Regions from separate parts of the Homo sapiens genome. Here region 2 is linked to region 1. The links are chromatin contacts, found by Hi-C or POLR2A ChIA-PET in ENCODE. All regions are on one chromosome and are shown on one strand. The core of a region is the stretch at or near the end of the contact, and the rest is flanking DNA. Distances in the headings are between cores, read along the strand shown. Region 1 holds the start of TPPP3 (tubulin polymerization promoting protein family member 3). Region 2 overlaps ATP6V0D1 (ATPase H+ transporting V0 subunit d1).

What was found. Hi-C counts contacts between places; a loop is a spot of excess contacts on that map. ChIA-PET counts read pairs that join two places held with the same protein, here RNA polymerase II (POLR2A). Pooled maps may share reads with other maps.
Region 2: a loop to region 1 is called in a pooled map, with 2.1 times the contacts of the local background. The contact joins the enhancer-like site here to the promoter of TPPP3 in region 1. A Hi-C loop is called at or near these places in 4 of 50 pooled maps. POLR2A ChIA-PET finds 5 or more read pairs at or near these places in 4 of 52 experiments (OCI-LY7, RWPE1 and activated naive CD4-positive, alpha-beta T cell).

What each region holds. Positions count from the first base shown.
Region 1 is chr16:67,390,689-67,395,603 of GRCh38, reverse strand. It overlaps TPPP3 (tubulin polymerization promoting protein family member 3), which reads left to right and starts at 2,106. Exons shown (of 4, transcript NM_015964.4): 1 at 2,106-2,224; 2 at 4,487-4,680. The coding sequence starts at 4,493. It overlaps ZDHHC1 (zDHHC palmitoyltransferase 1), which reads left to right. Exons shown (of 12, transcript NM_001323627.2): 9 at 38-120; 10 at 324-417; 11 at 542-602; 12 at 711-1,452. The coding sequence ends at 994. It also overlaps the pseudogene RNU1-123P.
Region 2 is chr16:67,462,072-67,466,986 of GRCh38, reverse strand. All of the region lies in intron 1 of ATP6V0D1 (ATPase H+ transporting V0 subunit d1), which reads left to right. Among named protein-coding and RNA genes, the nearest start is that of ATP6V0D1, 17 kb to the left of the region's middle. RefSeq lists enhancers at 551-1,051, 1,052-1,552, 4,858-4,915. Within about 2 kb of position 2,191, at least 8 of the 41 ENCODE cell types and tissues checked have a DNase peak (open chromatin) inside an H3K27ac peak, as active enhancers do.

The DNA of each region.
Region 1 (4,915 bases), core at 857-3,356:
CTGGCCTCCCAGCCTCCTTGACTTCCACCTTCCCCAGGAGATGGAGTTCTACATGCGGACCTTCAGACATATGCGCCCAGAGCCCCCTGGCCAGGCCGGGCCAGCAGCAGTGAATGCCAAGTGAGTGCAACCTGGGCATGTGCCACTGGGCATCTCCAGTTAGCATGGCAGGGCCATCGAGGCAGGAGAAGGGGGTAGGCTAAGGTCGGGGCATGGGTCAGGCCCTTCTCTGAGCTAACAGGAAGGGAAGCTTCTCTCAGCACCTCCAGTGGGGAGGGATTTGGGGAACAGGCCCCAGGCTTACCCTCCTGCTTCCCCCTCAGTCCCTCCCAGTTTCTTGCCACCCGTGGCCAAGCGGAACCTCCACCACCCTCTTCCCCAGACACTCTCGCCCTGCCTCCCCGGATCCGACCCCAGGTAGGAGGGACTGTGCTGGGCCTCCGGTCCAGGTGGAGTGGGATAGAAAGAAGCCTCTACCCTGGCGCTCGCCTCTGCTTCTTTTGGCGATGTGGGGCCCTCAGGCTCCCCCGTGTCTCTGCAGAAAAAGAGGAAGAGGCGCGTGTATAAAGTGCGAACGTCTGAGACCTCGGATCCGGCGTCGGGTGAGCGCCTCTCCCTGTCCGGGTCCTGCTCTGGGAACTCGAGGGAGGGGAAGGCAGAGCCACAAGCGAGCCGCAGCCACTGGGCTCATGTTCCCTTCCCTTGCGCAGGGCCTAGGGCCCCCAGCCGCCGCTCCAGCTCGTCGACGGATTCCGCGGACGCCAGCCCTGTGCACGCCGCTGGCCCTGCCGGCGCCTACCACTCGGCGTCGGCAGAGTCCGTGGACGAGATTCCAGTGGCGCAGACGCGCCTGGGCAGCGCCGCTCTGGCCGCCCCGCGGGGCCGGGGCCGACAGCCCACGCTGGCGCGGCAGGCGCGTGCGCCCGCCGTTTTCGTGAGCCCGAGCAGCGGCGAGCCCAGGGCGCCGGGCGGCCGGGAGGCTGGTCTGGCTTAGCTGGGCCGAGAGGCCGGAGGGCCGAGTTAGAGCGGCCGGCCTGACTCTCTATGCAACACCCCATCCTTGCCGCACCGAGTGCACTTTAGGGGCCCCTACGGCCGGCGGGATCGGCCTCCCTCCCCCACGACTCAGCAATACCCGCCCCACCGGCTGTGATGCTCCAATAAACTTTTTTATGCTTTTGCGGACGTCGCGCTTACTTTCTTAATGGCAGGGGCCACGGGCCATCCAGAAGCCCGACCCTGGCCAGTGGACCGGGGGCGGGGAGGAGGTCCCTGTATAGTAGGTAGCCACCCAGGCTGCCCTGTGGAGGTGCTCACGTGCGGCTCGTGGTTAGGAAAGGCCTTAGAAGGCGGCCTGGAGGAGGTTATTTTTCTTAAAGATGGGCTTTGCACTGGGAGGCCGAGAGAAAGCAGGCTTTGGGCTCCGAAAGCAGCAGTGGGCGCTGAGGCTGCGAGGCCGTGGGGAGGTGGCGGCGAAAGGAGGGGGCCGAGCCAGGAGGTCCCGCAGCTTTTCCCCGGCAGCAGGGCTGCCGTCGAATGCCAGCATCCTGGGGCTGGGCGAGCGCGATTCGCTCGTAGGGAGTCCCCTCCCTTCTTCCCCACTGCTCCAGGCTCTGAATCCTACCCAAGAGAGCACGGGAGTTGTGGCCTGGGGGTGCCATCCGTTCAGTGGATGGCAGTGCTCTTGAGTCAACCGTATACCCCTGTCACTGAGGGAGAGCTCCTTCCCGATTCCCCAAGCCCCACCAATGCCCCGCGCAGCTCCCCAGTGGCCTCTGGTTGACTCTCTGGGGAGCTGGATCTCTTCTGGAGATTGGGGCCGCTTAGAGCTTTAGGCACATCCCAGGATGGGAGGCTGTTTCCTCAGGGGGCCGTCCGAAGACGCCCCGAACTGCAGAGCGCTGGTCTCGCCGTCGCGAGGACCGCGGAGTTGCGGGGGAGGGGCGGGATGCGGCTCCCGGAGAGTCTCGGGGAGGGCGGGGCCTCGTGGGCGGGGCCGGCGTGACCTTGGTCACTCTCCCGCCGAGACAGCCTCGGGGGTGGGACTCGCCGTCTCTATGGAGACCGAGAAACAGGGGATAATACGGCGGAGCCGCCTGGGCTGCAGTCCCACCCGGGAGCCGGCAGGGAGCGGAGCTGCGGAGCCGCCTGGTCTCCCGCGTCCATCGGTCCATTCCTGCGTCGTTCTGTCCTTCCGAACGCACACTTCAGGAGCAGCCGCGAGGTAGAAGCCCATAGGAGACCCAGATGCCCGCCACCCCAATCAGTATCCTGCACGATGAGGGTTGGGGGGAGCAGCCTGGAAAGGGTCCCAACCTCCGGCGGTCCCAGCCGAGGAGCCAGCTGAGCGGCCCTGCCCTGGCCCCAAGCATTCCACCTCGCAGCCCCCACCTCCTGGTCCGGCTGATTGATGACTCCAGCTGTCCCAGTGGGAGCGGGACGGGTGGCTCCAGTTCACGGGTGTGGCCACTCCATCCATGGCCTGCAGACCCATGGGGCTGCGGCCTGCAACCCAGCGCCACCTGACCGCGCTGAGATGACCAAGAATCCATCTTTCCACGGACAGGAGTGAGCACTGCACGCAGGATCCGCCCAGTGCTTGGGCCAAGCACCCTGTGGCATCCAAGCTCCCCTGGACGTTACCCTTGGTGAACCAAGTGCGGGTCTTGGGGTCCCTGGTGGGAGGTTGCACCCAGGGAAAGGGAAGGGGAGTGCAGCGTGGACTGGGGTTATGGTCCCTGTAACGTAGGAACCACCGGTGCTCACAGTCCCAGAAACTGCCACTTAGGGATGGGAGTGTGGTCACTGGCGAGGAGTTTTTGGTGGAAGATGGGGCAGCCGGGCAGAGCCCAGGCCGTGGTCACTGGAAGCCCTAGTGTAAAAGGCAGAGCTAGAAGATGGTTGCTGAGACCGAGGGTGTGGTCAGGAGGTGGCAGTGGAGGAGGGGGATGTGGTGGGGAGGTCTCTACGCAGGGGATCTCCGCATAGTACCTGGGAGTCTTATAATGTTAGTGTGTGGATGTGGACTGGGGCCTTCAGTGCAGGCTGAGGGTGTGGCCAGAGGGCTGAGGGTGTGTGGACAAAGGGGTGCTGAGGGTCAGGGCGCCTTGATAAAGGGCTGCGGGTATTGGAGGGGGTGAGTGGCTGAGGCTATGGTCAGGGGTCTCAGGAAGGGATGCAGGTTTGTGGCCAGGGGCCTCAGCCCCAGGGCTGCGGGTGTGGGGATGGAGAAGGCTGCTGTGTAGGCTCAGGGTGTGGCCAGGGGTCTGCAGCGGAGGGCTGTGGGTGTGGGGGGCACTTTAGTGCTGGACTGTGGGTATTACTGGGGTTGGCGCAGGCTTGTTAGTATATATGTGGGGGCTGGTGGCCGAGGGCTGTGGCTGTGGGTGTGAAGATGGAGGATGGAGGGCTGAAGGTATGGCCAGGGGTACAAGGCCCAGGGGGTGGCAGGCCAGGGCTGAGTGCACAGGGTCGCTGGGAATGTGGGCTGGTGTGGCCAAGTTCAGGGCGTGGCCAGGGGAGGTCTGAGGTGTAGACATGATGAAGTGTGTTTCAGCCACAGCCCCACTTGCCAGCACGACTCTTGGGGTTCGTAACTCTACAGCCCCCACGCTACTAGCCCCCAACCTCCTGCTCCCCCAAAACTCCACAGTGGGAGGTTACAGCACCAGTCGGTGGCAAGGGGCCAGGAAGCCACGGTTATGCCCTAGGCGCAGGGAGTGCTGGCGTGCCCCACCCGTGGGCCCCAGCTTCCCAGCCCAGCCCAGCCCCTCAGCACTGGGAGCTTCTCCCTGAGCTGCCCTGACACCATCCTGCCCTTAGCAACATTCTCCAAGCAGCACCACCCTCCCTTAGCAACCGTCTCCAGGCTTCACAAACTGTGGCCAGGCCAGCCCCAAGCTCCCCTCATGTTTTTGTTTAACAGCAAATAGTAACAAGGCCTTGCTGGACCAGCTGCACCCCTGCCCAGGGCATGCACCCGTGCCCAGACTGGCTCTTGCTGGGTCCTCATGACCCTTACAGAGATGCTGTCCTCACTGAATGCCTGCCCGACCAGCAGCCTGGCCTGGCCCCAAGCCAGCTTGGCATGGAGCTTCCAGGGAGGGGGCCTGCTCTGCCACCCTCACTTCCACCCAAGCAAGGCCTTGTGCCAGGGCCAGACAAAGCCAGGGCCCCAGCTGCTGCCCTAACAGTCTTTCTGGACAGTGCCACTCTGTTCCCTGTGGGCATCATTATTTCATCTGCTGAACCCTGCTGAGAGCCAGGGCTGGCATTAGTGACAAGACCGTGCCTCCCGGGGCTCTTCCTTGGGGCTCTGTGGCCCAGGGCGACAGTGACGGGCCCCTCTCCCCAGGCAGCTCCAGCACCAACTCTGTAGCAGAACCTGCCCAGGTCTTGCAGGTTTGAGGTAGAGGCTGGGATGTTCTGGGCTTGGGGGAGGGGAAGGGCAGATTGGCTGGGAGATGACCCAGGTGGGTCTCTATAGGGTGGCATGGCAGCGAGCACAGACATGGCTGGGCTGGAGGAGAGCTTCCGCAAGTTTGCCATCCATGGTGACCCCAAGGCCAGTGGGCAAGAGATGAATGGCAAGAACTGGGCCAAGCTGTGCAAGGACTGCAAGGTGGCTGACGGAAAGTCCGTGACAGGGACCGATGTGGACATCGTCTTCTCCAAAGTCAAGTGAGCCCTAAGCAGCCCCTGCTTCTCATGTTCCCAGGAGGTGGGGAACTGGGGGGCTGGAACCAGGGAGGACATCAAGAAGGGGTCAGGGAAACACCATGATCACGAAGGTCGTTCTTCCAGGGCAAACCTTATATCTATTGCCCTCCAGAGTTGCTGACCCCTGCGACTTCCCCAAACGTGGGAAAGAAACGCAATTGCATAATTTGTGGTGGCAGCAAATGTGTTTGAGCTT
Region 2 (4,915 bases), core at 942-3,441, 71 kb before region 1:
TAGAGGGCTGAGGATGCCCATGCTTCCCTCCACGTCCTCTTCAGCCTTGTCCCTCTGAAGGCTTTGTCTTCACTCATGCAAGACAGACCAGTTCCTTATGACCGACTCAGGTCTGTGTGGTCTCCGGTTTGGCTTTCCAGGCTTATATCCACCTATTGTTCTCTTTCTTTTCTTTTCTTTTCTTTTTTTTGAGACAGGGCCTCACTCTGTTGCCTGGGCTGGAGTGCAGTGGCTCCATCATGGCTCACTGTAGCCTTGACCACCTAGGCTGCAAACCATGCACCACGACGCCCAGCTGATTTTGTTTATTTTTGGTAGAGACAAGGTCTCATTATGTTGGCCAGTCTGGTCTCAAAACTTCTGGGCTCAAGTCATCTTTCAGCCTCGGCCTTCCAAAGTGCTGGGATTACAGGTGTGAGCCACCGTGCCCGGCCAACTTCTGTTCTTTTTTTTTTTTGAGACAGAGTTTTATTCTTGTTGCCCAGGCTGGAGTGCAATGGCACAATCTTGGCTCACCGCAACCTCCGCCTCCCGTGTTCAAGTGATTCTCCTGCCTCAGCCTCCTGAGTACTAGGATTACAGGCAAGCGCCACCATGCCTGGCTAATTTTGTGTGTGTGTGTGTGTGTGTGTGTGTGTGTGTGTGTGTGTGTGTGTGTGTATGTGTTTACTAGATACAGGGTTTCTCCATGTTGGTCAGGCTGGTCTCGAGCCCTCGACCGCAGGTGATCTGCCCATCTTGGCCTCCCAAAGTGCTGGGATTACAGGCGTGAGCCACCGCGCCTGGCCCAACTCCTGTTCTTTATGAGACATTCCTGCATAGCTCTGTGGGTACCTGTAGTCCCACTCCCTCAGAGGTTGATGACTGGGAGATGCTGACCAGGAGTCTGAGGCAGTGATTAAATTGGAGGGATGTGTTGAAGGGGAACTGGAGCTGGCGTACCCTCTTCCCACCAGAGGGGCCCCTCGCTGTGGACAATGCCATCCTCCCACCACAAGGGGGTGCGCCAGGATCACTCCACTTCTCAAGGAGCCTGGGGAGGGAGGTGTGGCTGGACCCCGTGAGTCATCCAGGCTCTCTCTCTGCTTTTCCGTGGGGCAGCTGCCACCAGCACTGTCCCTTGGGTCTCTGCTCTGGGCCCTACTTCCCTCACTTAAGTCTCAGTTGGCCTTCTCAGATGAGGTAGGGCTTGTCGCTTAGTGTCTCCTGTCTGTGTACCTCTACCCATCCTCACCTCCCTGTGCCCTATCTTCCTGGGTTGGGAAGGAGAAGGCCAGGGGACATTTCCTGATGCTCTTTGCCTTGGTGCCCAGTGCAGGCTGCTCCAGCCTTGCCCACCACACCGTCCTCATTTACCCTCACCTGGGTCATGCCAGCAGCTCAGAGTTGGAGCTGCAGGTACAGCACAGTGTGCTATGAACCCATGGGTCTTGGGAGCTCCAAGTAGGAGCTTGAGGCAGCCCAGGGATCAGGGCTACACTTCTCAGGCTCCTAGAACCATGCACCTCCCTAGGTAGTCACCACTCTTGTCTTGCCACCCTGGCCTCTCCAGGAGAGGGAAAATTTGTCTTCAGGACAGAGGATGAATTTTTCTCTCTCCTCAACCTCATTTGGCACTCCCTCTGAGGGGCATGTAGGATGTATGTGGCATGTATAGGTACATATATGCAGGGTGACTCCGGGAGATGGCCAAACCAGGCACCTGAACACCATGTAAGCACTGCAGGTCCACACGGTCAGGCTGGCGATGGGTTATCAGTTGATTGACAAGTCTCTCCTACCCTGTACCCCAGTTTGGAGGCCTCTCCATTGGGCTCCTTGGCGTCTGCCTCATCCAACACCTACTCCCTGGCTGATGTTTTAAAAAATCTATCCTGCACTAGAATGTTGGTCTTCCTCCTTTTCAGAGGCAGGAAAGTCAAGGCCCCGAAGGGTGCTTTAGTAGGCTAGGCTGCTGCTTTGTGGCCTGGGCACCTGCTCTGTGTGTCCAAACCTAGCAACTCCCCTGAAGGACCAAGGAGTAGGCACAAGGGGCAGTGCTGGGATTGCCCCTGTGTGAATGTGTGTGGTCCTGAGGACCGCTGGGCAGATTGGTGGCAGGGGAAAGGAATATGTGGAGGAGCAGCCCTGACTGGTGCTGGACACTGCTTTCCTGGCCAGCTCTTGCCTGGCCCTGGGCACTTGCCCAGACCTTGCCCCACTTTGGATGCTCAGGCAATGGTTTTCAGGCCTTGACCTCAACAGAGGCTTTCGTGCTTGGCTGGTGGATGGGGCTTTTCCCTCTGAGGAGTCATCTGAAACTCAGCTTTTACTGCCTGCCCTTGTCCCTGTGCTGGTGGCCACTCAGAGGCTCCACAGCCCCAGGGTCTCCCCTGCAGCTGTCATCAGTTCTTCTGAGGCTGTTCCATGGGTATCCAGGCCACTGGTCTCACTGGGAGCCCCTGAGTGGCCCTCAGGGGCTGGGTTGCAGGGAGTCAATGTGGTCTGGGCCTGACGAGGCTAGAACAGTGTCATAGCTGGACAGGCTCCTGGAGGTACCGTTATCCAGCTCTCTTCATCTGGGAAGCTGGGTCCAAGGTAAGGCCCAAGGGCGTAATTATGGTCTCCTGACACCTGTCTTGGCAGTTCCTGACCAATCACTCTATGTTCTTTGATTTTTTTCCCCCTTTATCTATTCTTCCATTTGTTCACTCAAGGATGCCTGGACTATATCTCTGTGAACTGGCCCCCAACTCAGGAACGGGTAGTCATGCAAAAAGGACCCTGTTTCTGGGGCCCTTGTCTTTTCCTCAGGCCTTGCCACATGGGATCTAGCTTGAAACTTGAAGGGTTGGGAGCTGATGAATACAGATGAGCTGCAGTCCATGATGTAGCACACAAGGCCCTGAGGCTGCCAGGTCATGGGTTCAGCTCTGCCTGTTTTCCCATGCCCCCAACCCTTTAACCTTCAAACTAGATACCATATCACAAGGCCTGGGAGAGCACAGGGTCCTGGAATGTCACCCTTCGGTATCTGCCCAGGCTCCATGCCTCCCACCTCCCCCAGTGGCTTCAGTCATTTGGACCTAGCTTCCACTGTGTGGTCAAGCAGGTGACCACGTCCCTCCCAGGGGCCAGCCCAGGTCCACAGCACTGGCTCACTCTGGCATGTTACTGTTGCCCCCGCACCTGTCCCACAAGGCCCTTGAGCAGGGCCGCTGAGGGGAGGGCTGAAAGGCAGGGTGGGTGGGGTCCTGGGGGTGCTGTACTGGACCAGCTTGTATAGTTACTGCTTCTGCCATCTTCTTGCCTGGACCAAGCCTCTTGGCTCTGCCAGCGAAAGGTATGGGATGGATTAACTCTACCTCTGGCCTGGGCTGCTCTGTCCAGTTTCTTTTTTCTTCTTTTTTCTTTTTCTTTCTTTTTTTTTTTCCCCTTCTTCCTCCCTCCCTCCCTCTTTCTTTTTTCTTTCTTTGTTTCTTTCATGAAAGAGTCTCATTCTGTCACCTAGGCTGGAGGACAGTGGCATGAACACTGCAGTCTTGACCTCCTGGGCTCAAGTGATCCTCTCACCTTAGCCTTTCGAGTAGTTGGGACCACAGGCACATGCTGCCACATCTGGCTAATCTTTGTATTTTTTGTAGAGACAGAGTCTCTCTGTGTTGCTCAGGCTGGTCTTGAGCTTCTGGGCTCAAGTGATCCTCCCACCTCAGCCTCTCAAAGTGCTGGGATTACAGGCATGAGCCACCACGCCCAGCCTCTGTCCAGTTTTTATGAGCCGCAGGGAATGGGACTTTATGCTGACAGTGCATGAGCTCACAGCCCCAGATGAGGTTTGATCCCACGAGCCCAAACACAGGGCCTAGGTCAAAGCAAAATGAGTATTTCCTACTTTTCTCCTTTGGGCTGGCTCTAGGCACCGTGGAACTGGCAGGATGCTCCTGCCAGGATCCAGCCTGACCTGCTTATTCTCACTGAGAACAGCCACCTCTAGGGAGCCCTAGAAATCCCCTCCACCTCCAACTGAGTGAGCCCCAACTTTCCTTCGTGTCCTTCTGAAGATGGCTGTGCGTGTGGAACAGGAGCCCAGCATCAAGAGCTGACAGGATTGCTCAGGTGGTGCAGGCCAGCAGACCCAGAAGCTAGACATGGGCATGGGCCAGGTTTTTTTTTTTTTTTTGAGACAGAGTCTCCCTCTGTCTCACAGGCTGGAGTGCAGTGGCATGATCTTGGCTCACTGCAGTCTCAACCTCCCAGACTCAAGCCATCCTCCCACCTTAGCCTCCCAGGTAGCTGAGACTACAGGCATGTACCACTGCGCTGGGCTCATTTTGTTTTATTTTTTGTGGAGACTAGGTCTCACTATGTTGCCCAGGCTGGTCTCAAACTCCCTGGGGTCAAGTGATTCCCTCACCTTGGTCTCCCAAAACGCTGGGATTATAGGTGTGAGCCACTGTGCCCAGCCTCGGCCAGCTTTTGAGCACAGCACATTGCCATAACTGGCCTTCCTTGGGCTACCTGGCATCTGGCCAGGCCAGACCACTTTACCTCTTACTCATGCCCAGGCAAACTCACATCTTTGGGAAAATGAAAAGAAGCTCTTCTTCACAGTTCCAGATCCACCCCAACCTGCCGGTTCTATAACCGTGGTGGCAAACCTGGAGAAGAAATAGCTTGCTTCGGTCAAAGTGCAGGGCATCAACAGAGGAGGGTGTGGCCCCCACCTCCCAGGGTGAGGCTGGGTTGTCTGATTCTCAGGCTGGGCTGTGGCCAGGGAACATAGGAAAGCTGCCCTGCAAGCCCTGTGTCTCCTGGGACATGCCAGTCCCATGGAGCCTTCAGGCCTGGGTGGGGACGGCCTGGTGACGGGCTGTCCAGGCGGATCTCCACTCAGTCAGAGGAGAGCTTCTTGGAACTTGCCCTGGGTGCAGCAGTA